7 separate regions of the Homo sapiens genome follow, and regions 2, 3, 4, 5, 6 and 7 are each linked to region 1. A link is a loop called in an ENCODE intact Hi-C map of the cell type or tissue named here. Cell type or tissue: OCI-LY7. All regions are shown on one strand.

Region 1 (4,000 bases):
CAGGAGATTTCTTCATCCACAGTGGCAAGGGTGGGGGCTGCCCTAAGATGTCAGCAAAGACCACCATTGGGGAAGGTCTTGGACATGACTCTGAGTGGTCCCATGGGGAAAGGGGACTGGTGTCTCCTGGAGGGAGATGCTGGAAGAAGGCCAGAGAGGAAGGATGGCCAGAAGTCCCCATTTCCATAGCCCAAACCTGTGGAAACACTGCCCCTGGGCAGCTCTGTGCCCCTGGCGACCTCCTGGTATGATGCAGCTTAGAAAGAAGCTGCCTGTCTCTCCATTGCCAGCCTTTTCTGGAAGTCTGGGTGCCTTCAGGTTTGGGGATACTGAAACATCCTCCCAATATCCCAGGGCTCCTGGCCTTTGAACACCCGCGAGGGGCGGGGCAGCCACACACTTGGGGGTCACGTTCCCTGGGACTCTCCCCTCTTGGCTTCCCCCCATCACCCAGGGCCAGGGAGGCCGGGGCAGGTGCAGACCCAATCCTGGCAGTTGGCAGCGGTTTCCAGGCGCCTGCGTGACCCTGTCTGTAGCCTACAGGAGCAGGTGCTGCCTGTGATGGGGGCCCTGGGCTCCAGCAGATGTAGGAAGGTATGAGAGTGCAGCCACCCTCCTACACCCTCTCTCCCTAAGGCCTCCATAGTAGATTTAGGGTTCATGCTACTGGGTGAGATGGAGTTGAGGGAGGGCCCGCAGTTCTAAAGATCTGGGTCACACTTGGGCTATAGGGCCCTGTTAGCCATGAACTCCTTCATCAAATAAACCAAATGTGGAAGACGCATACCTGGGGCCCTGGTGCTTGATTTTGTTTTCTGCTCTCATCTCTCATCACCCTACAAAATGCATCTCCATAAAAAGACATTAAACAGCCCCGCACGGTGGCTCACGTCTGTAATCCCAGCACTTTGGGAGGCCAAGGCAGGTGGCTCACCGGAGGTCAGGAGTTCGAGACCAGCCTGGCCAACATGGTGAAACCCCGTCTCTACTAAAAATACAAAAATTAGCTGGGCATGGTGATGGGAGCCTGTAATCCCAGCTACACGGGAGGCTGAGGCAGAAGAATTGCTTGAACCCGGGAGGTAGAGGTTGCAGTGAGCCGAGATTGCGCCACTGCACTCCAGCCTGGGCAACAGAGTGAGACTCTGTCTCCAAAAAAAAAAAAAAAAAAAAAAGACATTAAATGAGACTAAGAAAAAAATGGCAAGTATTAAACATTTTGGGTAAATCAGAGCCATGTCATGCTGGCCTCACCCTCAGCCACCAGCTGCCTGCCCCCGCAGAGCCAAGCTCATTGCTGTCTGTCATCTGAGTGAGGGCACTGTGCATGATGAATAACACCTTTTTTTTGTTAAAAACAGCTTGAAATATTTACTTCAGTTTAATCTGTTCATTTTTAAATCAGAGCAAAACCAAAGTTGTGCAGAATGAGCTGGGAGATTAGGGGGCCTCAATCCTACTCCACAGGGACCCTGTCCACATGTGGCTCAATCCTGCTCCATAAAGACCCTAGCCACAGGCCGTGGCCCAACCCACATGGCCTGGACACACAGAACAACCCTCAAATCAACCCAGAAGCTCCAGATACTGGGCGTGCCCCCCACAGCCCTCGGCAACACCATAAACCCCACTTGGGGACACAATGGGGGCCACCGCCAGGCACACAAATGGCCCCAAAGGAGCATGGCCTCCCCCTCCTCTGCCCACTGGTCTGGATCCTACCTCCTAGGGGTGGGCACCAGGGGTTCTGTCCAAGGAAAGGGGCTCTGCCCATGACAACTGGGAGGTGGTGTCGTGTCCACCCTGCCATGCACAGCGCCCACACACAGGAAGCGGCGTGGCTGCAACAGCCCCTGGGTGTGAGGCCTCCCATACCCCTGGTGTGCTCGCTGAGATCTGAGACTGGAGAAGCAGGCACTGGAAGCAGGACTTGGCGAACCCACACGCCTCCTGGCAGGGAGGGAAGATTATGGAAACTGGGGGCTTCCGGGTGCACCTGTGCCACCCCCACATGGCTTGGGGCAGGCGCCTGGCATCCCTGGGCACCTGTGGGTGCGGCAGAGCAGCCCGGAGGCAGCAGGATCAATTTCTAGGCTCTGGATTTGGGCGCCAACTTGCTGTGTGCCAATAGCACCCCCTGGTGGTCACTTCAGTCTGCACGGACGCTCGTGCTTTTGTACCATCAAATCAGCCAAGCCCGCAAAGGGGCCCTGCCATTGGCCTGGTCTCTGGACTGGTTGCTGGGAAGAACTGAGAACCATGGCTGGCCCTTTAGCAATTCCTGAGGCCTCCCGACCCTCCTCCTCCAATCGGCTCTGCCTCCATCTTCTGATCTGTGGAGTTGGGATGTTGCACACGGCATCCCGACGGCAACCCGCGTCCTCCTTCAGCTGAGAGTCTGCCGGGTGGGCTGAGGCCGGGCCAGGGGCTATACCTGGGCCACCCCAGCAAGCTCCCTCCCTCGGTCCAGCTCCACGGCCGGCCCCAGCCCTGGAGGCCTATTGCGAGTGCATGTTTGTGTGTGAGAGCATGCCCTCACGAGTGTGCAGGGGTGTGTGGGGTGCGGTGTATACATGCACAGGTGTGTTCGTGTGTATGCAGGAGTGGGCGGGTGCACAGACGTGCACCTGTGGGCAGGAGTGACCTCAGAGACTCCTTCCCGCAGATGCCTCGGTCGCAGGGCCCCAGCCCGGCGTGGTTGGTGACCTCAGAGACTCCTTCCAGCAGACGCCTCGGCCGCGGGGTCCCAGCCCGGCGTGGTTGCTGCTCTACACACATCTGCTGGATTGAAGTAAACAGGAAGAGTCAGTTAATAATAGAAGGACTTGGGGTGTGAAGCAGCTGGCCCCAAAGGCAGGAGCTACAAAGCGAGAGGACCTAGAAGCAGATGCTGACTGAGGTCAGGTTTGGGGTAGATAACAGGGGGCAGGTCATTCATGTTCTCTGCTTGCCTGTGTTTTCCACAGCTTCTAAAATGAACTTGAGTTACCTGGAAATAAGAAGCTCAACAATTGTAACATTCTCGGGCTGCCAGCAACTCCATGTCTGAAGCCCAGCCTGGATCGAGCCCTGGAGAAGCCTCGAGGGTGGGCCGAGGTGGTGGCCCGTCCAGCCCTCCTGGACAGGCCCAGTGGCTGGGACAGAGGCCTCCGAGGTGCCGGGTGTGCCGGCCCCACGATGGTGCACCTGCCGCCACCCCGGTGAGATGGGCATCACCCAGGGAGGCGCAGAGAAGCCGGCAGCGCAGCCAGGACTGACACGTAATCCCGACACCTGGGCCATCGGCAAGAACTGTCAGCCTACTTGACCTCTTTTTGTGACAAATCAGATCCTCCCCCAAGAACAGACCAGTGTCTGTCAGCATCAACCCCCACAGACACCTCTGCTGGTGTGGCAGGTGACATTGCCACAGTGGGGCCCTGAGTCAGGCGGCAAGTCTCTGTAACAAACAGCTCCAGGAGCAGTCATGCTAGTGGGGGGCTCAGCCTGTGCAGGCCCTGGGACCTGGGTAAAGTCGAGGTGCAGCATCAGAGTCCGGGGCCCCTGCACCCCAGGCCAAAGGTTGCCCTCATCCCACAGAGCCTTCCGTTGCAGCTGGTTCAGGCCCCGGGGCCAGCCGGGCATCTCGCCCTGAAAACCACAGGCTCCGTGCAGAGGGGAACCCGAGAGAGGCCTGCAGATGCCACACATGATGCTGGTGTCACATTGAAATAGTTTCGGCAGGGGGCGGTGGCGCACGCCTGGAATCCCAGCACTTATGGAGGCCAAGGCAGGCGGATCACCTGAGGCCAGGAGTTCAAGACCAGCCTGGCCAACATGGTGAAACCCCATCTCTACTAAAAATATAAAAATCAGCTGGGCGTGGTGGTGCACGCCTGTAATCCCAGCTACTCTGGAGGCTGAGGCAGGAAAATAGCTTGAGCATGGGAGGCAGAGGTTGCAGTGAGCTGAGATCACACCACTGCACTCCAGCCTGGGTGAAGAGTGAGACTCTGTCTCA
Region 2 (4,000 bases), 140 kb before region 1:
GAGCGGGGCCCTCGCCTCCGCCTTCAGAGGCGCCAGCTCCGTCCGCAAACCCGGGGGGAAGCGGGTGGGGACCTGAGGCGGCGCCTGCGATGCCGCAGCTTCGTAGTCGGGCTTCCGCGCCGGGGATCTGCACGAGCAAACGCTTCCGGCGCGCGCGGCTGGCGCTGGCCCGACTGACGCTCGGGCATCCCGGGTAGAAGCCGTGGGCGCATCTGCCAGGAGCGTGGGAAAGATGCTGGTGCCGACCTCCCCCTCTAAGGCTGTGTGGAGGAGGACGCCCGATGCCCCTCTTTTGGGCCAGCTGCCTCCGGAGGGCGAGCGGCTGAGAGGAAAATCGGTTTCCCACCTGCACGGGCCCATCACCTGTTGCTGCCATCGTGGGCTGGCGGGCGTCGTGCAGGGGCAGCGACAGTGGGTTCCTGCAGGGACGCAGATACGACCAGGTCCAGCCTCAGGGTCTTTTCCGGCCTGGCCCCTGCGCCTTCCACAGAAGGATGAGTGAGGCCACCTGTCACCAGGTGCGGGCTGCCCCACCCCACTAGTATTGCGATGTGTGGTTGGTCGCTAAAATATTTTAGCAGGAGCCCTTGCCCGGGCAGGCTTGACGAAGAAAGAAGCCTGGGCGTGCCCTCCTTCCGTGTTCTCATGACCATTTTGGTCCGAGGCCATAAAACAAGCATCACTAAGGTGGCTGGAGAGTCTGGCCGTCATGTTTAGATTGCTTCGTACACCCAGAAGAGTAGGGACCATCTCTTCTCAACTTCTGGGCCTGTTGCAAGAAGTCCATCCACATACCTCATCAGCAAGCCTTTGACACCAACCCTCCAATCTGGTTTTGAGCCTAGCAGCTTGGCCAAGCCCTGGGACAGTTCTGAGCTGCTCAGAAGGTTCCCTCTGTCTTCTCCCAGTCGACACCTTTTCACCTCTGTGCCTGTACCTGTGTGCTTGGGTCTGTAAGACTCACACAACACCCATTAGACTGCGGAGGTGAAGGTTTGCAGTACAGGCCTGTGGGTGCAGCACAGGGAGCCTCACCCCATCGGCAGCCCCCAGTCTGGAGGTTCTGGGCCCAGGGCTGCACCCTGTGCCCTGCCAGGTGCCAGCAACATCACGGAGCTCCCTGGCTGCAGGCTCTGCCTCAGCCTCCCCTCCCTCCCGTGCTCTTGGCAACGTGTCCATACATGTAGGGCCACACCTACTTCCTGTAGTGCTTTGGGATGTGTCCTCTAGGCCCACCTCCGCCTTTCTTACCTGAGGCCGCCTGGAAGGCAGAGGGCAAGACAGCTAAGCGGCTGCAGCCAATGGGAGGCACGGGCAAGGAGATTGGAGGGTGGAGGAGAGAGAGGCTTGGGTATTCCCCAGCTCTTTCTCTGCCTGGCCTAGGGTCGATGGCTCCTCTCAGGGGAGCCATGCCTCCTGTTTGGTGGCCCATCCCATTAGCTCCAGCTCTCACAGGGTCCAGGCTCCTGGGAAGGATGCACCCTGCCCTGAGGGCTCAGGCCTCGGTGCTGACCGTGGCTTGTGTCGAGATGCTCCTCACAGACAGTTCATTAGACTAGCTGCAGCTATCTCCTTTGAGTGTCCCGGCTCATACTTTCAGTTGGATCCCAGGAGTTTCAGTCTTTTTTTTGTTTTGTTTTTTGAGACTGGGGTCTGGCTCTGTCACCCAGGCTGGAGCGCAGTGGCATGATCTTTGCTCTCTGCTTCCTGGGCTCAAGCGATCCTCCCACCTCAGCCTCCTGAGTAGCTGGGACTACAGGCGTTGGCTGCCAACCCCTGGCTATTTTTTTTTTTATTTTTATTTTTTGTAGAGGCCGGGGGGGGGGGGTCTCCCTGTGTTGCCCAGGCTGGTCTCAAACTCCTGAGCCTCAGCCTCCCAGAGTGCTGGGATTACAGCGTAAGCCACCATGCCCAGCCAACTTTTTTTTTTTTTTTTTGAGACAGAGTTTCACTCTTGTTGCCCAGGCTGGAGTGCAGTGGTGCGATCTCGGCTCACCGCAACCTCCACTTCCTGGGTTCAAGCAATTCTGCCTCAGCCTCCCGAGTAGCTGGGATTACAGGCATGCGCCACCACGCCCGGCTAATTTTGTATTTTTAGTAGAGACAGGGTTTCTCCATGTTGGTCAGGCTGGTCTCGAACTCCCGACCTCATGTGATCTGCCTGCCTTGGCCTCCCGAAGTGCTGTGATTACAGGCGTGAGCCACTGTGCCCGGCCTCCAGCCAATGTTTTAACAGCAGAAAAGGACATGAATTCAGAGAGTTTTATCTACAAGAAGTTGAGAGAGGAGGAGTAGGCTTATAATTGAGCATGTGCCTTGCCCAGCCAGTCCTCTGTTGGCCCCTCTTGGCCAGTAGGGGTCGCCGCCTGCAGGGAGATGACTCCTGTGGTCATGATCTGACTCAGGCTCCCCCCTTATAGCCAGCAGAGTGGCGCAGCGGAAGCGTGCTGGGCCCATAACCCAGAGGTCGATGGATCGAAACCATCCTCTGCTATAGACTCCCTTTTCTTTCCTGACTGGGCAGCCTGTGGCCCATAATTCTTCTCCAGGCCCCAATAACGTCCCTGTTTGTGTCAAGGCACGGAGGACAGGCAACAGCAGCAATCTGAGTTCAAATCTTGATGTGAGCATACCTTGCCTCATAGCTTTGTCCCAGAAATTGTGGCAGTTGTGGGCTCATTGCCCTCTGCATTCCCTGGCTTGGGCAAAATGCCTCCCTGGGAGCAAGGGAGGGGTTTTGCACTCCTCAGTCCTCTTCTCTGTGTGTCCACCTGGCCCGGGACCCCCCATCAGTACCTGCTCCTGGCTTAGAGAACAGGGTCTGGCACAGGACATGCATCCTTTGTCTGCAGCATTTTCGAGGCTTTGAAACCTCCCTGGCCACACTTAGGTCTGCTCCTCCACGTGGCCGAAGGTGCCTGCAGAGGCTGGCATTCTTCTCCCTGTCTGGCTGCCAGGGAGCCTCCTGCCATCAACCGACTCACTAGAGACCCCTCCAGGTAAGGAACCCAGCAAGTGTTTTCCTGACAAAAGGGTCTGGCTGGATCCCCATCCTCTCTTCCCTTCCTCTCCTGAGGGAGTGGGCTTAGGGGTTCCTGCCTTTTCTTTCCCTCTTAACGTTTCTCTCTCTCTCTCTCTCTCTCTCTCTCTCTCTCTAGTTTTCGCTAGAAGATCAAGGCCAGGTGCAGTGGCTCACACCTGTAACCCCAGCACTTTGGGAGGCTGAGGCAGGTGGATCGCTTGAGGTCGGGAGTTGGAGACCAGCCTGGGCAACATGGTGAAACCCCGTCTCTACAAAAATATACAAAAATATTAGCTGGGTGTGGTGGCTGGCGCCTGTAGTCCCAGCTACTCGGAGTGTGAGAGATCTCTTGGGCCTGGTAGGTCGAAGCTGCAGTGAGCTGAGATTGCACCACTGCACTCCAGCCTGGGTGACAGAACGAGAACCTGTCTCAAAAAAAAAAAAAAAAAAAAAAGGGCTGGAGTGTCACGGCCCTCTGGGTTGGCATTCTCGCTCCACTGACATCATCAGAAGCTGGAGGTGAGAACCTCCCTCCAACAGGAGAGAAATGCAGCCGCAGTACTCACTCCCTGTACATCCCAGCACCAGGTCCTGGCATCCCACGTGGACACACAGTGCCCATGATGATGCACTGACATCCCAAAATGCCAGTGCTGCCGCCTGGCTGTGTCCAGACTGGCTCAGGGACAGAATCTTCAGGTGCCACAGCCCAGGACACCGGGCCTGGAGTGGGGAAGGAGTGCCAGCTGCTACATGGTCTTTCCTTTACAGGGCAAAAACGAGTGGGGAAATAGCAGGACACACGCCCTGATGGTGGCTAAAGCCGAAGACAGAGGAACAGGAGGATTCTGCCAAGATTGATGCGAGACAAAGGCTTAGGGGCAACAGAGAGCAGGCGAAGTGTTACTTAACTTACCAGGACACCTAGCTGGTGCAGAGGCAGACCCAGCACACACCTCAGATGAGGGCCACATTGCT
Region 3 (4,000 bases), 520 kb before region 1:
ATGGGCTCAACCCCACACCCAGCTGGGCAGACCACGACCATGCCCGTGCCGGTCCACACGTGGCAGCTGCTCCAAAAGAGGAGCCCCAGTCAGGACCCTCACGGGGCCAACAGGAGGCTGTGCAGGGGCGGCTCAAGGGGCTTCAAAGTGAGAAAGATGACCCTGGAGCAAGAGGGTCCCCTGTGGAAACTGCACAAAAGAACAGGAGTCCAGCCCTGAAGGTTCATGCCTGAGAATGTGCGAACAGATCACTGAGTGGCCCCAGCCTCTGTGAATCAGGCCTAAGAATAAGCGAGCAGGCCACCGAGCGGCGCCAACCTCCATGAAGCACGGGGCCCGCCTGCACCAGGACCTACCGACCGGCCGGCCCCCAGCCCTCCACACCCAGACCAAGGCCAGGCTCCCCGCGCATCGGCAGGTTTTTATAGGTATTTTACTCTGGAACGATGACATCTAACGTTGCCAAAGGCAGAAGTTATGTATCTGCCTGTCCAGGACCTTAGGTAAGAACTTTCTTGCTCGTGACTTTTCTCTCCGGCCCCAGCTGAGCTGCCAGCCCCGTCCAGTAGCGGGGACTTGATTTGTTCGGACAGTTGCACCTGCATTTCTCCAAAGTCGGCACCTGATCTGGAGACTCTCATTACAGTCACCCTCCAGTGGGATCAGCTTTCCCCCAAAACAGAGAACCCATGAGTGATGGCCCATACACGACCCTGGGTTCCGTGCCCACCTAGACACCCTCCCAGGTGAGTGGAGGTTTCGTCTCACCCCCATGTCCTGTGCCAGCCCTCAACCCTGGCCCGACTCCTCCTGTGACACTGGACCAGGGAGTCCTCCCCAGGATGAAGGGCAGGCCCAGGTTTCAGTGATGTTGACAGCTCTTAGACAAAATATGAGGCTGAAAAGGAAATCCGTGAGGATTTTCACCATGAAAGGGGAACCACCATCTGAGGGGCCAGATGCAGCTGCAGCCGTCACACGTCTGCATTCAGGGTCTTTCCACGGCCTCACAGCAGGTGGTGAGGAGCTTCTCAGCCACGAGGCAGCGCTGAGCCCCGGGCCAGGGCCTGGGAGCTGCTGCCCAGACGGGCCTGGCTCAGAAGCCGTCGGCCACGAGGTGCCGGGCCTGGCTCAGAAGCCGTCGGCCACGAGGTGCCGGGCCTGGCTCAGAAGCCGTCGGCCACGAGGTGCCGGGCCTGGCTCAGAAGCCGTCGGCCACCAGGTGATGGGCCTGGCTCAGAAGCCTTCGGCCACCAGGTGATGGGCCTGGCTGGGAAGCCGTCAGCACAAGGTGCTGGACAGGTGTCTTCAGTGCTGTCCTGACTTCCTCAGTGAAACCAGAATGACGGTGGCCCCTGCCCACCTCTCAGGGTTGCTAAGGAAACTGAATGAGATATCAACGTAAGGAAGTTTTCTCGTTCTGTGACTATTCCTATCAACAATAAGAAAGATACATTTTTTTGCTTTCACTTCCTAGTTACAGGATCAACTTCCTAGAAGTGCAGGAGCAGCACAAGGAAGTAACAGGAAGAGCCTTTCCTGAGGCTGATCACACACAAGAGCTCCCGCACACAGACAGCAGCGCTGCAGGCTGGCACAGGCACGCGGCAGGGCCTCAGGAGCTCGGCAGGGGCCTAAAGCCGGACCTCTCCGTCTTCTCTGCTCCACTCTGCAAGGCACTGCTCCCTGAAGACCACCAGCAGCCAAGCCCCTGCCCAGCAGCGCTGCCAGAGTGGCCACTGGGGAGAGCAGCAGACAGAGGCCACAGCCGCTCTCAGCCACCCCAGACCTCCCTGGCCTCAGGTAAGCCACACTCTCCATAACACGTTGGCCAGCACCAGCACCCTCCAGCCGCGCTGTTCTCCTCCGAAGAGGAGCAGGACAAGAGGGACGTGCGTGTTCACAGCTGCCTCGGGAAACACACGGTCTCCCTGGATAGGAGGAGGACCCTCGGCTCCTCTCAGGCTTCGCTCTGATGCAAGAATCTAGACTATGAGACGCTGGCCACGTGCTGCACACCCAGGGAAGTAACCGGGTTGAGGTCCCTCTCCGGACGCTACTGAGTATTTGGTAAGATGGAACAGCAGTGGGCAGGAACAAGAGAAAAGCGCCTGTCACCGAGACCCTTCGGAGCCTACACCAGCGTGTGCCTCACAACGAGCTGCTTACCAGCGTGTGCCTCACAACGAGCTGCTTGTCGGACACAGGCAGTGGCGCTTACACCCGGGTGCGTGAGGGAACCCAGGAGCCACAGTGGAGGCGCACCCAGGACGTCCAAAAGACGAAGCCCCACGAGATCAAAGCCAAGCGGGCCCCAGGCCAACGCTGGCCCCGCCACATGCCGGGGAGGCCCTGCTGGTGCTCGCGGGGCGTGCGGGGCAGAGGGGACCCAGCACAGTAGCCTGAGCCTGCCACCAGGGGCATCTGCCACCGGCGCCCCGCCCCGCCCAGACCAAAAGGAGCAGTGCACTTCCAGGTGGAAGCTTCAGACGCTGCATCCCATGACCCCTTCAGGCGTCTTGTAGTGAGCAGGGGACGCTCGGCTCCTGAACAGCTGCAGGAGGAGCTTCTAAGACTTGGGCATAATTCTGAAGTCAGTTTCCCTAGTTCATTTTCCTAGTAAAAGTTGTCAGGTGAAGTGCGGGTGTGAAACCTTGTGATGATTCAGCCGTGGGCTCACACACCCATGACGGACAGTGACACTGAGTCGCCTTCCTCGGTGTCCCGCCTCCAGCTCCTTCATGCACAACAAGAAAGGAAGCACCTGCCTTCTTCAGCACAAAAGAACTCATTTCAGTCCAAAAGCAGTGTACAAAACCAGCGCACACGGTTGAATTGAATTGAATCGTTTCCTGCGCTGGGGACACATGTTTTGCATGTTTCCTAAGCAAAAAGTATCAGATCCTGAAAGTCCCTGGCACAGGACACCACTACGGGGCTCAGCTGGGTGCGCGCACTGGACACCGAGGCAGGAGCCCCGCCCGCCACAGGCCGCACAGCTTCTGGGGTTCTGGTGATCCCATGAAACCTGCTGGCTTCAGTTTTCTCATCAGGAAGCCAGAGGGAAAAAGTGTCTCCCTACCTCCCAGAGGTTCTGAAGTGTTCACTTACATCTCAGAGGAGCTGACATCAGGCATGCCAGCGAAGGCTATTGCTACTGAACATTCTCTCAAGTGCTGGTCCACAAAAACACAAAATCCAGCTCCTCAACAAAAACAAACACCATCTGAAGACTGCCATGTCCAACATGCCTGCTGTATTCCAGAGGAACTTGAAAGGAGATAGAGACAGAATTCGCCTCTCGCCAAGACCCACGACCGCAGGGAGCACGCACAGGCGATTCCCGTGCCCCACTTGCTTCCTCCCACGCCACCCAGCGTGCCGATCACCTGCGCCCAAGAATCTGCTGCCTGCAGGGTGACCAAGACCTCCGGAATGTTCCTCCACACACTTCTGCTCTGGTTGTCGATCACCTGCGCCCAAGAATCCACTGCCTGCAGGGTGGCCAAGACCTCCAGAATGTTCCTCCACACACTTCTGCTCTGGTTGCTCACCCACAGAAAAGGAGCTTGACCTCCAAGCGGTGGCTTTGTCACAGATCCTCTGGCCAAGTAATTTCACCTTTTCACGAGCATCTGCTGTGCACACCTCTCATGGAGGAAACGACACACGGCGCCGTCAGGGGGCACGGCGCATCCGATGTACCTCGACGAATGGGCCTACCTCGAGATTGCAGTCACAAAGGGCTTCAGCTCCTGAGGCTCATAGGCACGCGCGAAGGCCCAGCACACGTAGCAGGCGGCGTCCCTGACGTTGGTGCCCACGCTGCAGGCACCCCGCTTCTCGTCGTAGGTCAGCGCCTTCAGGATCACGGCGACAACTGGGCAAGGACAAGAGAAAAGACGGTGAGGAGCAGACCACACGGGCAACACGTGAGGCTTCAGAGAAGTGGGGCTCAGGGCCGGAGCGCGGTCACGGTGCCAGATGAGTGAGGCACGCA
Region 4 (4,000 bases), 51 kb before region 1:
TATACCGGTAAGGAGGAGTGAGGCGGGTGGGGGTTCGCAGGCGGGGTGGCCTGGGGCTGAGGGGTGTGGCAGAGCTGGCCGGTCCGGGGAGGCCCCACGGAGAGGCCCAGGGGCCAGGGCCAGGCCTGCAGAAGTGAGTTCTCATGGAGCAAAGGCCGGGGCAGGCCCAGCGTGGCCAGGATGCGCCCGGGTCGGTGAAACAGATCTGGAATCCTGTGGCTGCATCCTGGTCAGAACCTCTTGTTTTCTGCTGTGTAAAATCAGCCCAGTTTTAAAAATTCTGCCAGATGAGGCTGGGTGCGGTGTCTCATGCCTGTAATCCCAGCACTTTGGGAGGCGAGGCGGGTGGATCACCTGAGGTCAGGAGTTCGAGACCAGCCTAGCCAACATGGTGAAACCCCATCTTTACTAAAAGTACAAAAATTAGTTGGGTGCGGTGGCGGGTGCCTGTAATCCCAGCTACCCCGGAGGCTGAGGCAGGACAATTGCTTAAACCCCGGAGGTGGAGGTTGCAGTGAGCTGAGATTGCACCACTGCACTCCAGCCTGGGTGACAGAACAAGCCTCATCTCAAAAAAAAAAAAAAAAAAGAAAAGAAAAGAAAAAATTCTGCTGGAGGAGCCCAGGTTGAGATGAGGGCAAAGGAGCTAAGAGTCACGCAACCATCCCAGGACACATGAGTGACCCCCCTCGAGCCCCCCACATGGGCCCATGCCCACCCAGACATCCATTTCAGAGCCGCTCTGGCCTGGCACATGGGGTCTTCTGAGCGAGAGTCCCTTTGTCCCCAGTACAGACACCCCATCCACACTTAGCAGGCTCGACACCCACTCCCCTCTCCCCACGTCCACACACCCCGCACACTCACGTTGGGGGACAGCAGCCTCTTCGTTGCTGAATAGGAGGCTGGGCTCCAGGCCCTGCAAGTGAAGCCTGGAGGCTCTGGCATCTGGGGCCTGACTCCACACCAGCCTCCCCAGCGTTGGTCCTGCAGGCCCCCTTCTGCCTCCCCAGTCCTGCTGCTGTGGTCTTGCGCCTGCCTCTGGCTGCTCTGTGCGTGGGCTGTGGGCCGCGTCGTTCCCAGGCGGAGCCGGTATCTGTTCCCGGTGTGCTTGGGAGCCCCCGCCCCGCGGGCCCGGAGCCGTACGAAGGCTGGTTCCTTTCCTGCCACCCACGGGTTGGGACCCACGAGCGTCCCCTCCCGCCTGGGGCTGCGCTGACGGCTATTGTGTCCTCTGCAGGGAGGTGCGGCAGAAGGTCCAGCTCACCATTGCTGAGGCTTTTGGCATCAGCGCATCCTCGCTGCATCTGACCAAGCCCACCTTCTTCTCCCGCATAAACAGCACGGAAGCGCGGACGGCGCACGACGAGTACTGGCATGCGCACGTGGACAAGGTGAGCGCGCCCGTGGGCAGGGTGAGCGTGCCCGTGGACAAGGTGAGCGTGCCCGTGGGCACGGTGAGTGCGCACGTGGGCAGGGTGAGCGCGCTCGTGGACAAGGTGAGCGTGCCCGTGGGCAGGGTGAGTGCGTACGTGGGCAGGGTGAGTACGCACGTGGGCAGGGTGAGCGCGCATGTGGACAGGGTGAGCGCGCATGTGGTCAAGGTGAGGCCTGTTCTCCCGTGGCCTGGGGCTACCTACCACAGGGCTGTCTTTTGCAGCATCCGCCTGCTGTGTGCATGGTGTTAGGATTGATTGGTTGAGACAGAGTCTCGCTCTGTCGCCCAGGATGGAGTGCAGTGGCGCGATTCGGCTCACTGCAACCTCTGCCTCCCGGGTTCAGGCGATTCTCCTGCCTCAGCCTCCCGAGTAGCTGGGACTACAGGCATGCCCCACCAGGCCTCGCTAATTTTTGTATTTTTAGTAGAGACGAGGTTTCACCATGTTGGCCAGGATAGTCTCAAAATCCTGAGCTCAGGCAATCCTCCTTCCTTGGCCCCCCAAAGTGCTGGGATTACAGGTGTGAGCCACCATGCCCGGTGGGTGTAAGCATTTAGATGTCTTCCTCTCTGAGGTTTCAGGGCACACCCTCAATCTCACTGATGGAGTTGGAGAAATAAAATTTCTCATTTGATGGTGACAAGAAGAAGTGGAGAACCCGGCCCACACGGCCTGTGGTTACCCCATTGTTATTTATTAACAGACTGATGCTTAACCTCTTACGGCAGATGGTCTCTGCTCAGCCACTCATGCTCTCTGTGGCCCAGGTCTCTGTGTTGTCTCTGGGAGCCTTCTTTTACCACTTTCTATCTTTCTTTCTTTTATTTCTTTTGAGTTACAGCTTCACTCTGTCACCCAGGCTGGAGTGCAGGTGTGCAGTCATGGCTTACTGCAACTTTGACCTCCCAGGCTCAAGCCATCCTGCTGCCTCAGCCTGGGACTGAGACTATAGCTGGGACCACAGGTGCGTGCCCCGACGCCTGGCTCGTTTTTCTATTTTTGTAGACACAGGGTTTCACTATGCTGCCCAGGCTGGCCTGACCTCCTGGGCTGAAGCAATCCTCCCGCCTCAGCCTCCCAAGGTGCTGGGATTACAGGCGAGAGCCATTACCCATCCCATTTCTTTTCTTTCTTTTTTTTTTTTAAGATGGAGTTTCACTCTTGATGCCCAGGCTGGAGTGCAATGGTGCGATTTCAGCTCACTGCAACCTCCACCTCTTGGGTTCAAGTGATTCTCCTGTCTCAGCCTCCCAAGTAGCTGGGATTACAGGCACATGCCACCACGCTCGGCTAATTTTTGTATTTTTAGTAGAGATGGGGTTTCATTGTATTGGTCAGGCTGCTCTTAAACTCCTGACCTCAGGTGATCTGCCCACCTTGGCCTCCCAAAGTGCTGGGATTACAAGCGTGAGCTACCATGCCCAGCCTTTTCTTTCTTTCTTTCTTTCTTTTTTTTTTTGAGACAGTCTTGTTCTGTTGCCCAGGTTGGAGTGCAGTTGTGTGATCTTGGCTTACTACAACCTCCGCCTCCTGGGTTCAAGCGGTTCTCCTGCCCCAGCCTCCCAAGTAGCTGGGACTACAGGCATGCACCACCACGCCCAGCTAATTTTTGTATTTTTATTAGAGACAGGGTTTCACCATGTTGGCCAGGCAGGCCTCAAACTCCTGACCTCAAGCAATCCACCTGCCTCGGCCTCCCAAAGTGCTGGGATTACAGGTGTGAGCCACCGCACCTGGCCCTTAATAAAAGATTTTAGAAGATAAAAGTAAAGCACGGCTAATACAAAGAATGGTATTATAGCAATTCTTTAAGGGTGATTTTTATGGTGTAGAAGCTGTGAGTTCCCTTCATACAGTCAACCTGGATGGAAGTGGTTGAATGGCACTGTGAGCCCTGGAGCTGAAGCTCAAATAGAAGATTAAAGCCAGAAAGCACATGGCTGGGGAGATTAGGACTCTTGCTGCCCCACCATGCCCGCTGTGACAGAGGAAGGAATGGCAGTTAGATGACCAGCTTTCTGTGCCGTGTGACATTTGTTACTAAATTATTCTTCAAGGGCAGTCTTTGTTTTTTTTTTTTTTTTTTTTGAGATGGAGTCTTGCTCTGCCACCCAGGCTGGAGTGCTGTGGCGCGATCTCAGCTCACTGCAACCTCTGCCTCCCAGGTTCAAGCCATTCTCCTGCCTCAGCCTCCTGAGTAGCTGGGATTACAGGTGCGTGCCACTGCGGCCGGCTAATTTTTGTATTTTTAGTAGAGACGGGGTTTCACCATGTTAGCCAGGCTAGTCTCGAACTCCTGACCTCAGGTGATCCACCTGCCTCTGCCTCCCAAAGTGCACTCTGTGCAGTTTCAGTTGTAATCAGAAGGAGAGAGAGATTGCAGTTATAATCTGCAATCAGCATCTGCCATCTTGGCACTCTGCTACTTGGCATTAAAATGGTAAACCCAGGGCCGGGTGTGGTGGCTCACGCCTGTAATCCCAGCACTTTGGGAGGCTGAAGCGGGTGGATCACGAGGTCACGAGATCGAGACCATCCTGGCTAACACAGTGAAACCCTGT
Region 5 (4,000 bases), 420 kb before region 1:
ATTAATCTATGAGTGTTTGAACGGTGCCAGGCACACAGCAGGCACTCAGTGAATGCTGACCAGGGCTGTCGCAGTCAGCGTGGCAGGAAGACCGAGACAACTGAGATGGCTCAGAGCCTGACAGCCTCCTAGTGCTCGCTTGCGTAGGCTGGACTCGGTGACTTGCTGCTAACCACAGGATCTGGCAGAGGAATGGGACGTCACTTCCATGATCAGGTAACATATTATCATGACTTCCATCTCATTAGCAGAGTTTCTCCCTTGCAGGCTTTGATGGAATAAGTCACTAAGTTGGAGGGGCCCAGGTGGCAAAGAACTGAGGGTGGCCTCAATCCAACGGCCTTGGGGCAAAGCCTGCCCATGTCGAGTTTTAACTGCAGCTGTGGGCAAGCTTGACACAAAGGACCCAGCTCAGCCATGCCAGACTCCCGACCCACAGAAACTACAAGAGGATAAATGTGTGTCAAACACTCAAGTTTGGGGTAATTAGTTATGATCCAATAGATAACTAATACAATAAGCTGTGTTTATATGCATAATATTTACATCAGGAAAAGTTCGGAGAAAATAAACAACTTATCTCTTGGCACTAGAATTTCATAAATTTAAATTTAGTATTTTTCTTGCTTATCTTTATTTTCTAGTTCTCCTACAAATGAGCATCTATTATTTATATAACGTTAAGAACTAAATGTAAAATGGGTCCTTATTCTCTCTCACCATGCCACTAAACCCTTCCTTATCTGCCATGATTACCCTCAACAGAGTATTTGCATCATCTACAAAGAAATGAGATTTGCTAACTCAACCTGACCCCTACATGAATTATCACAATTTCAAAATAAGTTATCCTATGGGATTTTACCCCACTGAAAAAAACAGCAGTTGAATACATATCAGAAGCTTACCGAGTAAACCACTAACATCAAGACAGCATGAACATGAAAGTGAGTACTAATTAGCAGCTAATTATCTGCATGATATTTACCTCTGCTATTTGGAGAATACGGTCCATTATGGACATTCGTGCTTGCCCAGGCTGGGTGAGGAGGTTCCCGTCAAGGCGAGAAAAATCAAAAGGGATCAGGCAGGTCACGGAGAGCCAGAGCAAAAGCATGTAGCGGGTTTCCCAAGCCTAAAAAATTAAACCACGGGAAGAATGAGTCTTGCTTGAAAATCACAGGCCACTGGCCACAATCTACTCAAAGTCACTGCCCTCCATGCCCACCCAATGCCTATGAAAGCCATTCAAATGCCATCACCCTCAGGGCCAGAAATGCAAGCCGTTCACCAACTCCTCGCCACATCCCCCCCGGAATCCCCACCACACACACCTACCGCCGTAACTTAGCTCAGCAGACAAGAGAGACATCAAAATGAACAAAGAAAAATCATAATACATCAGTATAGCAGCTTCTCTTCGCTGGCACCTCTCCACATACAAACTGGCCTTTTGAAAAAGTGAAAAACAGATAAAAAGTAAAAACACCTAAGAATAAAGAAAAAAGGCCAGGTGTGGTGGTTCACACCTGTAATCCCAACACTTTGGGAGGCCGAGACGAGCGGATCACCTGAGGTCAGGAGTTCCTTTTTTTTTTTTTGAGATGGAGTCTCGCTCTGTTGCCCAGGCTGGAGTGCAGTGGCGCAACCTCGCTCACTGCAAGCTCCACCTTCCGGGTTCACGCCATTCTCCTGCCTCAGCCTTCTGAGTAGCTGGGACTACAGGCGTTTGCCACCATGCTAGGCTAATTTTTGTATTTTTTGTAGACACAGGGTTGCACCGTGTTAGCCAGGATGGTCTCGATCTCCTGACCTCGTGATCCGCCCACCTTGGCCTCCCAAACTGCTGGGATTACAGGCACGAGCCACCGTGCCTGGCCGAGGTCAAGAGTCCTAAACCAGCCTGACCAACATGGAGAAACCCTGTTTCTACTAAAAATACAAAATTACCCTGGCGTGATGACACATGCCTGTAATCCCAGCTACTCAGGAGGCTGACACAGGAGAATCGCTTGAACCTGGGAGACAGAGGTTGCAGTGAGCCAAGATTGTGCCATTGCTCTCCAACCTGGGCAAGAAGAGTGAAACTCTGTCTTTTTAAAAAAAAAAGAATAAAGAAAACAATTATCAACTTCTAATAAAAAAGGAGTACCCTTATTTTCAGTAATTAGTAAAAAACATCCCAATTTGTCCCTGCAATCATTCCACTGGGGGGCGCTAGAAGTACTAGGGAAAGAAGGGCACGGAGTGCAGGGCAGCAGGGAAATGCCCCACAGCGCTCATCAGTCACATCCACGCCGAGACAAGCCACCGCACTGCACGGTTATAAACCGTGTGCTCCTCCAAATACATACCACGCAGAAGACAGCGAGCATAGCAGGCCCCGCTGCCGTCTGAGGCAAGGCCCCTGACGAGGCCGGCCCTGGGCTGGTATCCAGGGACCTGGACACCAGCAGGGTTCCCACCAAGCCCTGCCTGATGAGGTCCCTCGCTGGCTCAATCTGCACAAACCGTGTGCTTTACGCTGGCACCTGCTTTCCTGCTGGGGGTCTGGAATTTCGTTTCGTGCCAGGCAGAGGTGTCCATGTGGCCAGACCCCAGTGAAAGCTCTGGGCACCAAGTCTCAAACGTGCTTCTCTGATAGACACCTCACAGGTGTGGTCACATCTCACTGCTGGGGGAATGACACAGGCCCTGTGGGACCCAACTGGAGGACCCCGGGAGCTCCCGCCTGGTTCTCCCCAGACCCCACCCATGTGCCTTTTCCCTTTGCTGATTTTGCTGTGTATTATTTTGCCATAACAAGTGACAGCCAAAAGGAGGACTCTATGCTGAGTGCTGTGAGTCCCGCTCAGGAAGTATCAAACCTGGGGGTGGTCTTGGGAACCCAACACAGTTATACTTACACAGTTAAAAAAACATAGAAACAATGACGGATTTATTGTTAAACTACACCTAGGCATAATTTTTTTTATAAAGGGGCTATTTTAAACGAAAATAATTTAAAGCAACTTGTACAAGAAGTAAAGGAAAAGTGAAAAGAAAAGAAAGAAAAGAGGAGTGACACAAAACAAAGGGAGATAAAATGAAAGAAACAGGAAGGGGAAGGTGCAGCAGGGTGGGGCAAGCAGGGAGGAAGGACAGGCACGGAGGGCTGGAGACGAGGGGGGAGGCAGAGACACTCACTTCATGGTCCTTGGGATTCTGAATTGTGACCAAATCTAAAACAGGCTCTACATCGGCAACTTCATGAGGAAATAAACGAAGAAATGTTTTATAGCCTCGAACCTATCAAATAAAGAGATGCTGAATTATAACATTTAAAAATACAGAGAGCAGCAAAATTGCCTTTCTACCCTTTCATCAAAAATCACCAGCTACGCGACCCACTGATCAAAGAGAATTCTGTGACATTACAGTGACACAATTTAGTAAGACCGTAGTCACCCCAAGAAAGCTACCCATGGCCAAGAGCGATGGCTCACACCCGTAATCCCAGCACTTTGGGAGGCCGAGGCAAAAGAATAGCTTGAGACCAAGAGTTGGAGACTAGCCTGGGCAACATAAAAAATTAAAAATTAGACAGGATGGTGGCACATGCCTGTAGTCTGAGAGGATGAGGCAGGAGGGAGAATCATTTGAGACCAAGAGTTCGAGGCTGCAGTGAGCTGACTGCATCACTGCACTCTAGCCTGAGTGACAGAGCAAGACCCCATCTCTCAAAAAAAAAGATTTCCTTCCTAAATTGGTAGTGTTATTCATTACCATATTTACGGAATCAGTCATTAAATATGTTCATTTATATGACTGTCCTCTGACATTTATGAGGAATAAGTGCCTACAAACCGCAAGGGCCCAAATTCATTAACACTTCCCTGAAGCTCAGTGATACCACGCCTTCCGGAGAAATCCTAACCTCAAACAGAGGAGCTACAGAGGCCTGCGTGTCCTTGGCAGCTCACCCGCAGTGTCCTCTCGCTGGCCAAGGACTTTCCCGCCA
Region 6 (4,000 bases), 97 kb before region 1:
ACTGGCTTCTTTAGCAGGAACCACCCGCCTCCTCCTGCGGCTCCGCCCGGATCCCGGAAATCCGCTCGGCTCCGCCCCATCCAGGAAATGCTTGCGGCCCCGCCCCAATCCCGTAAGCGCGCGCGGCCCCGCCCCCAATCCCGGAAGCGCGCGCGGCCCCGCCCCCGAAAGTCGGCTCGGCTCCGCTCCAATCCCGGAAGTGCGCGCGGCCCCGCCCCCGCCGGTTCGCGTCTCTCTGCTGCGGCGCGGGGACCGCTGTGCTCTCGGTAGGCGGCTGGGCTGGGTGGGCTCCGCACTTCCTTCCCGCTCCGTGCCGCGCGTCCCGGCACCCTTAGGCCCACTCCGGGAGGGGTCTGCGTCCTGGGCCCGCCTGCCGGCTGTTCCGTGTCCCGCCGTGCCCGTCGCGGGCGGCCTCGCGCCTGTTCCGCTGCAGGTTGGCCCCGGCGGCGGGAGCGCCCCCGATCCGGACAAAGAAACGAGCGCTCGGTGCGACTAGCGGCGCGGGCGGCTTTGCCAGCGCGCGTGTGCTTGTGTCCGCGAGTGTGCGTGTGTGTGTGCATTTGGATGTGGAATGCCGGGTGTTTCGGGAGCAATGAGGCAACTGAGGCCCGGGAGGGAGCCCAGTCATATACCAGCATCTAGGATTGGTTTGTGTGATTTGAACCCACTATTTTTTATTTTTTTGAGACACGGTCTCACTCTGTCACCCAGGCTGGAGTCCAGTGGCACGATTTCTGCTCACTGCAGCCTCCACCTCCCGGCCTCAGGTGATCCTCCCAGCTCAGCCTCCTGAATAACTAGGACCACAGGCGTACACCACCACACCGGGCTGTTTTATGTATTTTCTGTGGAGACGGGGTTTCGCCACGTTGCCCTGGCTGGTCTTGAACTCCGTGACTCAAACAATCCGCACGCCTCGTCCTCCCAAAGTGCTGAGATTACAGGCCTGAGCCACCGCGCCCAGCCTGAACCCCCTACTTAATGTCAGAAATTTGATTTGACTTCACAGGGAAAGCCCTGAGAAACTACCAGAACGGGGTCCCTGGGGCCAGTGTTGGGAGCGTACGGTGAAGTGGCAGGGCTGCTGCGCCCGTGCGGAACTCCGCTGTGGAAGATTAGCCCCTTTGGTGACTCGTCGGTTCTGGCCGCTTTGGGACCCTCTACTGTGCAGTCTGAACTTTCAGCAGGTGGAGGAGGGCAGAGAGAGAGCTGAGATCGTTGGTCCATGCCAGTGCGAGAGCCAGTACGGCCGGAAGCCATGATGGGACTTTCAGTTCCTTTCTTGGTGGAGGCCAGCACAGGGGAGAGGGGGTGCCCACAGATGCTAGAAGCTTAAAGGCTGCTGGGGGCTAGCGGCCTCAGGACATAAGGTTTCCAGACAGGACGGGGCAGGTGGTGATGCAGCTGTAGCTCGTGAGTCTGAGCGGGAAACAGCCCCCGCGCAGTCGGTGTCGCTGTGAACGGAAAAGGGCCTTCCTTACACAGGAAACGGGGTCTCTGGGGGATCCAGTGACGTGCCCAACCACAGAGACCAGGTGAGACTGGCTGATGGTGTCTGGGGCTGCAGGTGACTTAGTTGGGGGACCTGCTCTTGGCCTCCAGACTGGGCCTGATGGCGTGGGCGCCTGCCTGTGTGCAGGCCCAAGGGCTCAGCTGCCTCTGTCTGTTCCCAGACCCCTCCTCCTGTAGAGAGTGGTGCTGCCCTCTCGGGATGTACCTGCAGGTGGAGACCCGCACCAGCTCCCGCCTCCATCTGAAGAGGGCTCCAGGCATCCGGTCCTGGTCCCTGCTGGTTGGTAAGGCTCTCCACGTCCCTCCCCAGAACCCCAGAACCGGAAGCCTGACTTTCAAAAAGGATGAAAATGAAACAAAATATTTTCTCTTTTTTCTATTACCTTGAAATCTAATGGCTATTTTGTTTCTTTGTATCCATTCAAATTCTATCTGGTGTACTTGGTTTTACAGATAATGCATGTCTGTTTTGTCCCCTTTTAATCACTAACACCCAGCGTATTTAATATACTCTATGAGCTTTTCTGAGGTCACCATATTTTCCTTTGTACTTGTTTTGAACCACGTGATGGGTGATCGTGGGTTCCCATGTCTCCTCCTCCCTGGTCCTCAGACCTCTTCGTAGGACTCACAGTCCACTAACCACGTGATGGGTGATCGTGGGTTCCCATGTCTCCTCCTCCCTGGTCCTCAGACCTCTTCGTAGGACTCACAGTCCACTAACCACGTGATGGGTGATCGTGGGTTCCCATGTCTCCTCCTCCCTGGTCCTCAGACCTCTTCGTAGGACTCACAGTCCACTAACCACGTGATGGGTGATCGTGGGTTCCCATGTCTCCTCCTCCCTGGTCCTCAGACCTCTTCGTAGGACTCACAGTCCACTAACCACGTGATGGGTGATCGTGGGTTCCCATGTCTCCTCCTCCCTGGTCCTCAGACCTCTTCGTAGGACTCACAGTCCACTAACCACGTGATGGGTGATCGTGGGTTCCCATGTCTCCTCCTCCCTGGTCCTCAGACCTCTTCGTAGGACTCACAGTCCACTAACCACGTGATGGGTGATCGTGGGTTCCCATGTCTCCTCCTCCCTGGTCCTCAGACCTCTTCGTAGGACTCACAGTCCACTAACCACGTGATGGGTGATCGTGGGTTCCCATGTCTCCTCCTCCCTGGTCCTCAGACCTCTTCGTAGGACTCACAGTCCACTTAGCCTCCCGTCCTCCATCGCTACCCACCAGTAGGGTCCTGTACCCTTGGGGACAGCTGCACTTGTGTTGACGGGACACCGTGTGAGGAGTGGTGCTGGCTGTACCTCAGCAGCTGGGGCCCACCTTTTTTGTGACACGCCACAGCCTCCTGTGTGTTTTGCATGACACGCTGTGTTGTAATTTCTTTGTGCACAGTCTTCAGGCCTCACCACGTGCTACTGGAGTAACACCCGTGTCAGTTATGGAGCCTCACACAGCAGATGTGTCTAGTAAATACTGTGAATAGCGTATACTGTGTTTTGCTTTTGTTTTCTTTAGTAATGAGGTCTCGTTATGTTGCCCAGGCTGGTCTCAAACTCCTGAGCTCAAGCGCTCTTCCTTCCTCGGCCTCCCAGGTAGCTGGGATTACAAGTGTGTGATACTACGCCCAGCTATACTGCATTATTGAACCAGCTTCCTGGCTGTTTCCCCTACTCTGAACCTGGTGGTCTGTAACCCCTGACCACAGCTGTTCCTACAGTGGGAAGGGCCTGCTCATCAGGGGCTGTGGCTCCTGGTCCCGCTGCACCAGGGAGGTGGGGTCTTACCGGGATCAATAGGCAGGCAGTCACTTTCTCTTCATAGGAATCTTGTCGATTGGCCTGGCTGCTGCCTACTACAGCGGAGGTAAAGCACCCCCCGCCCCACCCCCCCATGACTGTCTCAGCTGTTTGGAAAACAGAGAAAAGAAGGAAAAACTGTCATTTGTGACTGTCCATGGGGCGGCCTTTAGGATCGGCACCTCTGCCCCTTGATTGCTGGCGGGCACCGCGCCCTCCATGCGCTGCTGTTCTTCCGCACGCCCATCCTGCCCAGCGCTCAGCCCACATTTCACTTCTTTTTTTTTTTTTTTTGAGACGGAGTCTCGCTCTGTCACCCAGGCTGGAGTGCAGTGGCGGGATCTCGGCTCACTGCAAGCTCCGCCTCCCGGGTTCACGCCATTCTCCTGCCTCAGCCTCCCAAGTAGCTGGGACTACAGGCGCCCGCCACTACGCCCGGCTAATTTTTTGTATTTTTAGTAGAGACGGGGTTTCACCGTTTTAGCCGGGATGGTCTCGATCTCCTGACCTCGTGATCCGCCCGCCTCGGCCTCCCAAAGTGCTGGGATTACAGGCGTGAGCCACTGCGCCCGGCCACATTTCACTTCTTAAGTCTTCTGTGTTTTTGGGTCATCAAATATTCCCGGAGAGATGCTCTTGAGGATCTAAGATCCAGCTGTGGGATGAGGTGTACTTCCCACC
Region 7 (4,000 bases), 200 kb before region 1:
CTCTCATTCTCCTGTTCTAGTTTCTTGTGGGAATGGAAATTATTACAAATGCAACGTGCAGGCCAATGGTCTGGAGTTTATGAATTAACAGACTCACGAAGAAGCTCTAAGGACTCCAAAGACAGGTTCCTTAGGAACAAAGCCAGACTTTGTTGCAAGACTTCAGTATTAACCAACATCATACAGCCCCACAGAAATGAATCAGATTTAAATAAGTCCCCAACTTTAAGGAGAGTTATATTTAGTGATGTCTCTTTATGCAAAGCAAGTTCAACCAACTAGCCGATTTGTCAAACTATTCCCTACAACCAGTTTCAAAAAAGTACTTGAGGCCACGTCCGGTGGCTCACGCCTGTAATCCCAGCACTTTGGGAGGCCGAGGTGGGCGGATCACAAGCTCAGGAGTTCGAGACCATCCTGGCTAACATGGTGAAACCCCATCTCTACTAAAAATACAAAAATTACCCAGGCGTGGTGGTGGGCGCCTGTAGTCCCAAATACTCGGGAGACTGAGGCAGGAGAATGGCATGAACCTGGGAGGCGGAGACTGCAGTGAGCTGAGATCACGCCACTGCCCTCCAGCCTGGCAACAGAGCAAGACTCCATCTCGGGAAATAAAAAAAAAAGTACTTGAAAGCAGCCCCACAGCCCATCCACCATCTGCGTCACAGCAACGGGACAAACGTCCGTCTGGGACAATCTCCACCACAGGCGCAACTGCTGTGTCCCTGGAGCTTAGCCGATTCTAGTGGTGGTTCATGTCTTAAGGGCTCAGCACACATCCCAAGGTCTAGGGGCCTCTTCGCAGCCACGCCTGTGAATGTGGATCTCATGAACACAGACCCAGAGTCAGACCCCTCCAGAAACATCCAAAGTCCCCGAAAACCATGTTTGTGCTTCTGTGGAGTGACGGCATGGCTGGGAACCTGCATAACAAAAGCCCCTGCCATTCAAGCAGGTCATGTGTCCTTGACATGCAGAGGAGACAAGGCCAGGGCCAACACAGCTCAGGAGCAGCAGGTCTGGTCCCAGGCAGTCCCACTCTGAGAGGCAAGCACAGAAGAGCTGCCTTTGGCCTTGGCACCTGCCTGGGCTGTGGCCTCCAGGATGGCCCTGCTTCCCCCAGACTCCTGACGTCCTTTTCTGCCGTGACACAGATAACTCAGGCGACTCAGAAAAAATGCTCCATGGGTGAGCTCCTTTCTGCCTGTTTAAAAAACAAGTCTGGCTGGGCACGGTGGCTCACGCCTGTAATCCCAGCACTTTGGGAGGCCTTGGCAGGCAGATCACCTGAGCTCAGGAGTTCGAGATCAGCCTGGCCAACATAGTGAAACCCCATCTCTACTAAAAATACAAAAATCAGCCAGGTGTGGTGGCGCGTGACTGTAATCCCAGCTACTCCGGAGGCTGAGGCAGGAGAATCGCTTGAACTCAGGAGGCAGAGGTTGCAATGAGCCGAGATCATGTCACTGCACTGCAGCCTCGGCAACAGAGCAAGACTGTCTCCAAAAATAAAAAAGAAAGAAAATCTAACAAACTCTTTCCAGTCTGTGATTTTACGTAACGGGGTGACCTACAGAGCACCTCTCCGGTTTGGAGCCTTGCAGAGCACGCGGAGACGCTTGAGCAGAGTGGCTGCAGAGGTCACTCTGCACTCCAGAGCCCTGTTTGGGATGCTGCTCTTCAACCACCTCAGCCAAGTGCTCACAGCCAGCATCATTGTCCACGGCACAAAACGACACCAGGGTAACACGGCCATGGTGCCCTGAGAGGACACAACTTCACCTCTAGAGTTCCTGCCAAAGGTAACTAACCTAGATCTAATCAAGAGGAAACATCCAACAAATCCTAACTGAGGGACGTTCGACGAAATCACTAATGCTGTGCTCTTCAAAAATATCAATGTCACAGAAGACAAAGGCTGAGGATGGCCACACATAGAAGAGGATTAAAGCGACAGGAGGGTTCAGTGTGACACAGGGCCTATCAGTGAAGGGCAGGAGCGACGGTGGGTGAAGCCTGGAGAAGGTCGGCCATTAGGACACAGTTGCCATAGCAGTTCTCACCAGGGCAGGCACAGAAGAGGATGCCTGCAGGGAAAGCGTCACCTTTGCAACTGCCCCTCGAATGTTTAAGGAGAGGGAGAGAGACTGAACATGCGGGTTTGGTGAAACACTAACGGAGTGGGAATCTGGGAAAACGGAAGTTCTCTGTACTATTTTTGCAATTTTGCTTTAATTCTGAAGTAATTTCAAAAGAAAAAGAAAAACATTTGTAAGCCTTCAACATGTCCAATGCAAACCTCAACACTAGTCTAGGCCTGTGGCCAGGCTGGGAGCGTGTGCCTTGGTCCACCGCGAGGGGAGTGCGGACATGGAGAGTGTTTGGAAGCCACTTCATTTTTTGAATAATTTTATGGTGCCTCACACCCTGAGGACTCCACAAGGGGGAGCCCAGGGCCCAAGGCTGCCACCACCCAGAGTGCAGCAGGTGCTTCCCCACAGTCCAAGGACCTGCCCCAGAAAGGGGTGTGCAGGAGGTGGAGCACCGTGCCAGGCCCAGGAATGGGCTCCCCTGCCCCTCCTTGGAGGAGGTCTGAGTGGCAAGTGTCATCTTAAAGCACATAAATTACAAATAAACAGCTTGACAGAGCTGAAGACCGTTTAAGACAATGAGAAATACATTAGAAACCCTAAATAGCCCACACTTTGTCATCAGCAATAAACCTCAAGCAGCAACTATCACCTCAGCCTCAAATTTTTATGTTTTTTATTTTTATTTTTTAGATAGACTCGCTCTGTTGCCCAGGCTGGAATGCAGTGGCGTGATCTCAGCTCATTGCAACCTCCATCTCTCAAGTTCAAGTGAGTCTCCTGCCTCAGTTTCCCAAGTAGCTAAGACTACAAGCACATGTCCCCACACCTGGCTAATTTTTTGTAATTTTTTTTAGTACAGACAGGGTTTCACCATGATGGCCAGGCTGGTCTCAAACTCCTGACCTCAGGTGATCCACCCGCCTTGACCTCCCAAAGTGCTGGGATTGCAGGCATGAGCCACCGTGCCTGGCCAGCTTTAACTTCTTATCCTTCAAAACTCATGACATGCCATCATGTTTATTTTTATTTTTTTTTTAATTTTTTTTTTTGAGATGGAGTCTCGCTCTATCGCCCAGGCTGGAGTGCAGAGGTGCAATCTAAGCTCACTGCAAACTCCGCCTCCCAGGTTCACGCCATTCTCCTGCCTCAGCCTCCCGAGTAGCTAGGACTACAGGTGCCCGCCACCACGCCCGGCTAATTTTTTGGATTTTTAGTAGAGACGGGGTTTCACCGTGTTAGCCAGGATGGTCTCAGTCTCCTGAGCTTGTGATCCGCCCGCCTCGGCCTCCCAAAGTGCTGGGATGACAGGCGTGAGCCACCACTTCCGGCCTTTCAGCACAAATCTTCTAACCTAAGCCTCCGAAGCTTAAAACAGGCTTTGACACCTAACGACCCGGCTCAGTACTGGCTTGCAAGTGTCATCTTTCAGTGACGCACGCTTACTGCACGCAGTGCTTCACAGTGACTTAGAAACCACCTAGTTTTGACACAGAACTTTTCCATACAGACAAGGCCGGTTTCAGGCTTGTGTGGCCAGCACAGCTGCACAAAGCCCACCTCAGGGCCGGCGCCGTGGCCCACACCTGTCATCCCAGCACTTTGGGAGGCTGAGGCAGGCGGATCACAAGGTCAGAAGATCGAGACCATCCTGGCTAACATGGTGAAACCCTGTCTCTATTAAAAAATACAACAAAAATTAGCCGGGCGTGGTGGCGGGCGCCTGTAGTCCCAGCTACTCGGGAGGCTGAGGCAGGAGAATGGCGTGAACCCGGGAGGCGGAGCTTGTAGTGAGCCGAGATTGCGCCACTGCACTCCCGCCTGGGGGACAGAGCAAGACTCCATCTCAAAAAAAAAAAAAAAAAAGCCCGCCTCAGAAGGGCCAGGCATGGAGTTTAATGCCTTAC

Evidence for each region. Hi-C counts contacts between places; a loop is a spot of excess contacts. Peaks named below come from ENCODE experiments on the same cell type or tissue, not always from the same donor. Only the 100,000 strongest peaks of a DNase experiment are listed, where the experiment ranks them.
Region 2: it touches region 1 in a loop (7-fold over the local background); 29 of 110 quality-filtered maps call a loop at or near these places.
Region 3: it touches region 1 in a loop (5-fold over the local background); 2 of 110 quality-filtered maps call a loop at or near these places.
Region 4: a loop joins it to region 1, with 4 times the contacts of the local background. A loop is called at or near these places in 98 of 110 quality-filtered maps.
Region 5: a loop joins it to region 1, with 5 times the contacts of the local background. A loop is called at or near these places in 66 of 110 quality-filtered maps.
Region 6: a loop joins it to region 1, with 5 times the contacts of the local background. A loop is called at or near these places in 2 of 110 quality-filtered maps.
Region 7: it touches region 1 in a loop (10-fold over the local background); 79 of 110 quality-filtered maps call a loop at or near these places.

The regions. Positions count from the first base shown.
Region 1 is chr17:82,350,140-82,354,139 of GRCh38, reverse strand. No RefSeq gene overlaps it. Among named protein-coding and RNA genes, the nearest start is that of TEX19, 7.1 kb to the left of the region's middle. RefSeq lists enhancers at 1,319-2,195, 2,626-2,845, 3,524-3,643 and a silencer at 2,576-2,754. In OCI-LY7, CTCF peaks have their summits at 1,938, 2,151 (motif pointing left), 3,516 and 3,715 (motif pointing right); DNase peaks (open chromatin) are centred at 2,139, 2,789, 3,339, 3,689 and 1 weaker place; H3K4me3 peaks cover 1,896 bases; H3K27ac peaks cover 2,801 bases.
Region 2 is chr17:82,493,215-82,497,214 of GRCh38, reverse strand. TRX-CAT1-8 (tRNA-iMet (anticodon CAT) 1-8) reads left to right here and starts at 2,423; the gene lies at 2,423-2,494. RefSeq lists silencers at 2,280-2,539, 2,315-2,652. In OCI-LY7, a CTCF peak has its summit at 2,315 (motif pointing right); DNase peaks (open chromatin) are centred at 2,424, 2,904 and 3,374; H3K4me3 peaks cover 1,883 bases; H3K27ac peaks cover 3,093 bases.
Region 3 is chr17:82,870,104-82,874,103 of GRCh38, reverse strand. It overlaps TBCD (tubulin folding cofactor D), which reads right to left. Exons shown (of 39, transcript NM_005993.5): 14 at 3,724-3,880. LOC124904096 (a long non-coding RNA gene) reads left to right here and starts at 1,478. Exons shown (of 2, transcript XR_007065971.1): 1 at 1,478-4,000. RefSeq lists a silencer at 2,287-2,446 and enhancers at 2,567-2,616, 2,054-3,251. In OCI-LY7, CTCF peaks have their summits at 2,223 and 2,423; DNase peaks (open chromatin) are centred at 983, 1,426 and 2,763; H3K4me3 peaks cover 3,285 bases; H3K27ac peaks cover 3,451 bases.
Region 4 is chr17:82,401,331-82,405,330 of GRCh38, reverse strand. OGFOD3 (2-oxoglutarate and iron dependent oxygenase domain containing 3) reads left to right here. Exons shown (of 9, transcript NM_024648.3): 6 at 1-7; 7 at 1,241-1,394. Among named protein-coding and RNA genes, the nearest start is that of HEXD, 15 kb to the left of the region's middle. In OCI-LY7, no CTCF peak of the experiment used is centred here; a DNase peak (open chromatin) is centred at 2,360; H3K27ac peaks cover 1,773 bases.
Region 5 is chr17:82,765,555-82,769,554 of GRCh38, reverse strand. It overlaps TBCD (tubulin folding cofactor D), which reads right to left. Exons shown (of 39, transcript NM_005993.5): 4 at 3,187-3,288; 5 at 989-1,135. Among named protein-coding and RNA genes, the nearest start is that of TBCD, 15 kb to the right of the region's middle. In OCI-LY7, a CTCF peak has its summit at 2,186 (motif pointing right); a DNase peak (open chromatin) is centred at 2,234.
Region 6 is chr17:82,446,966-82,450,965 of GRCh38, reverse strand. It overlaps CYBC1 (cytochrome b-245 chaperone 1), which reads left to right and starts at 214. Exons shown (of 7, transcript NM_001033046.4): 1 at 214-266; 2 at 1,674-1,796; 3 at 3,345-3,386. The coding sequence starts at 1,712. RefSeq lists silencers at 154-513, 1,824-1,873 and an enhancer at 1,144-1,403. In OCI-LY7, CTCF peaks have their summits at 1,556 and 1,755; DNase peaks (open chromatin) are centred at 125, 1,375 and 2,855; H3K4me3 peaks cover 3,030 bases; H3K27ac peaks cover 3,261 bases.
Region 7 is chr17:82,550,462-82,554,461 of GRCh38, reverse strand. The region is part of intron 1 of FOXK2 (forkhead box K2); the gene reads right to left. Among named protein-coding and RNA genes, the nearest start is that of FOXK2, 33 kb to the right of the region's middle. RefSeq lists silencers at 946-1,117, 2,295-2,589 and an enhancer at 1,584-2,208. In OCI-LY7, a CTCF peak has its summit at 2,437 (motif pointing right); DNase peaks (open chromatin) are centred at 1,061 and 2,461; H3K4me3 peaks cover 1,552 bases; H3K27ac peaks cover 2,322 bases.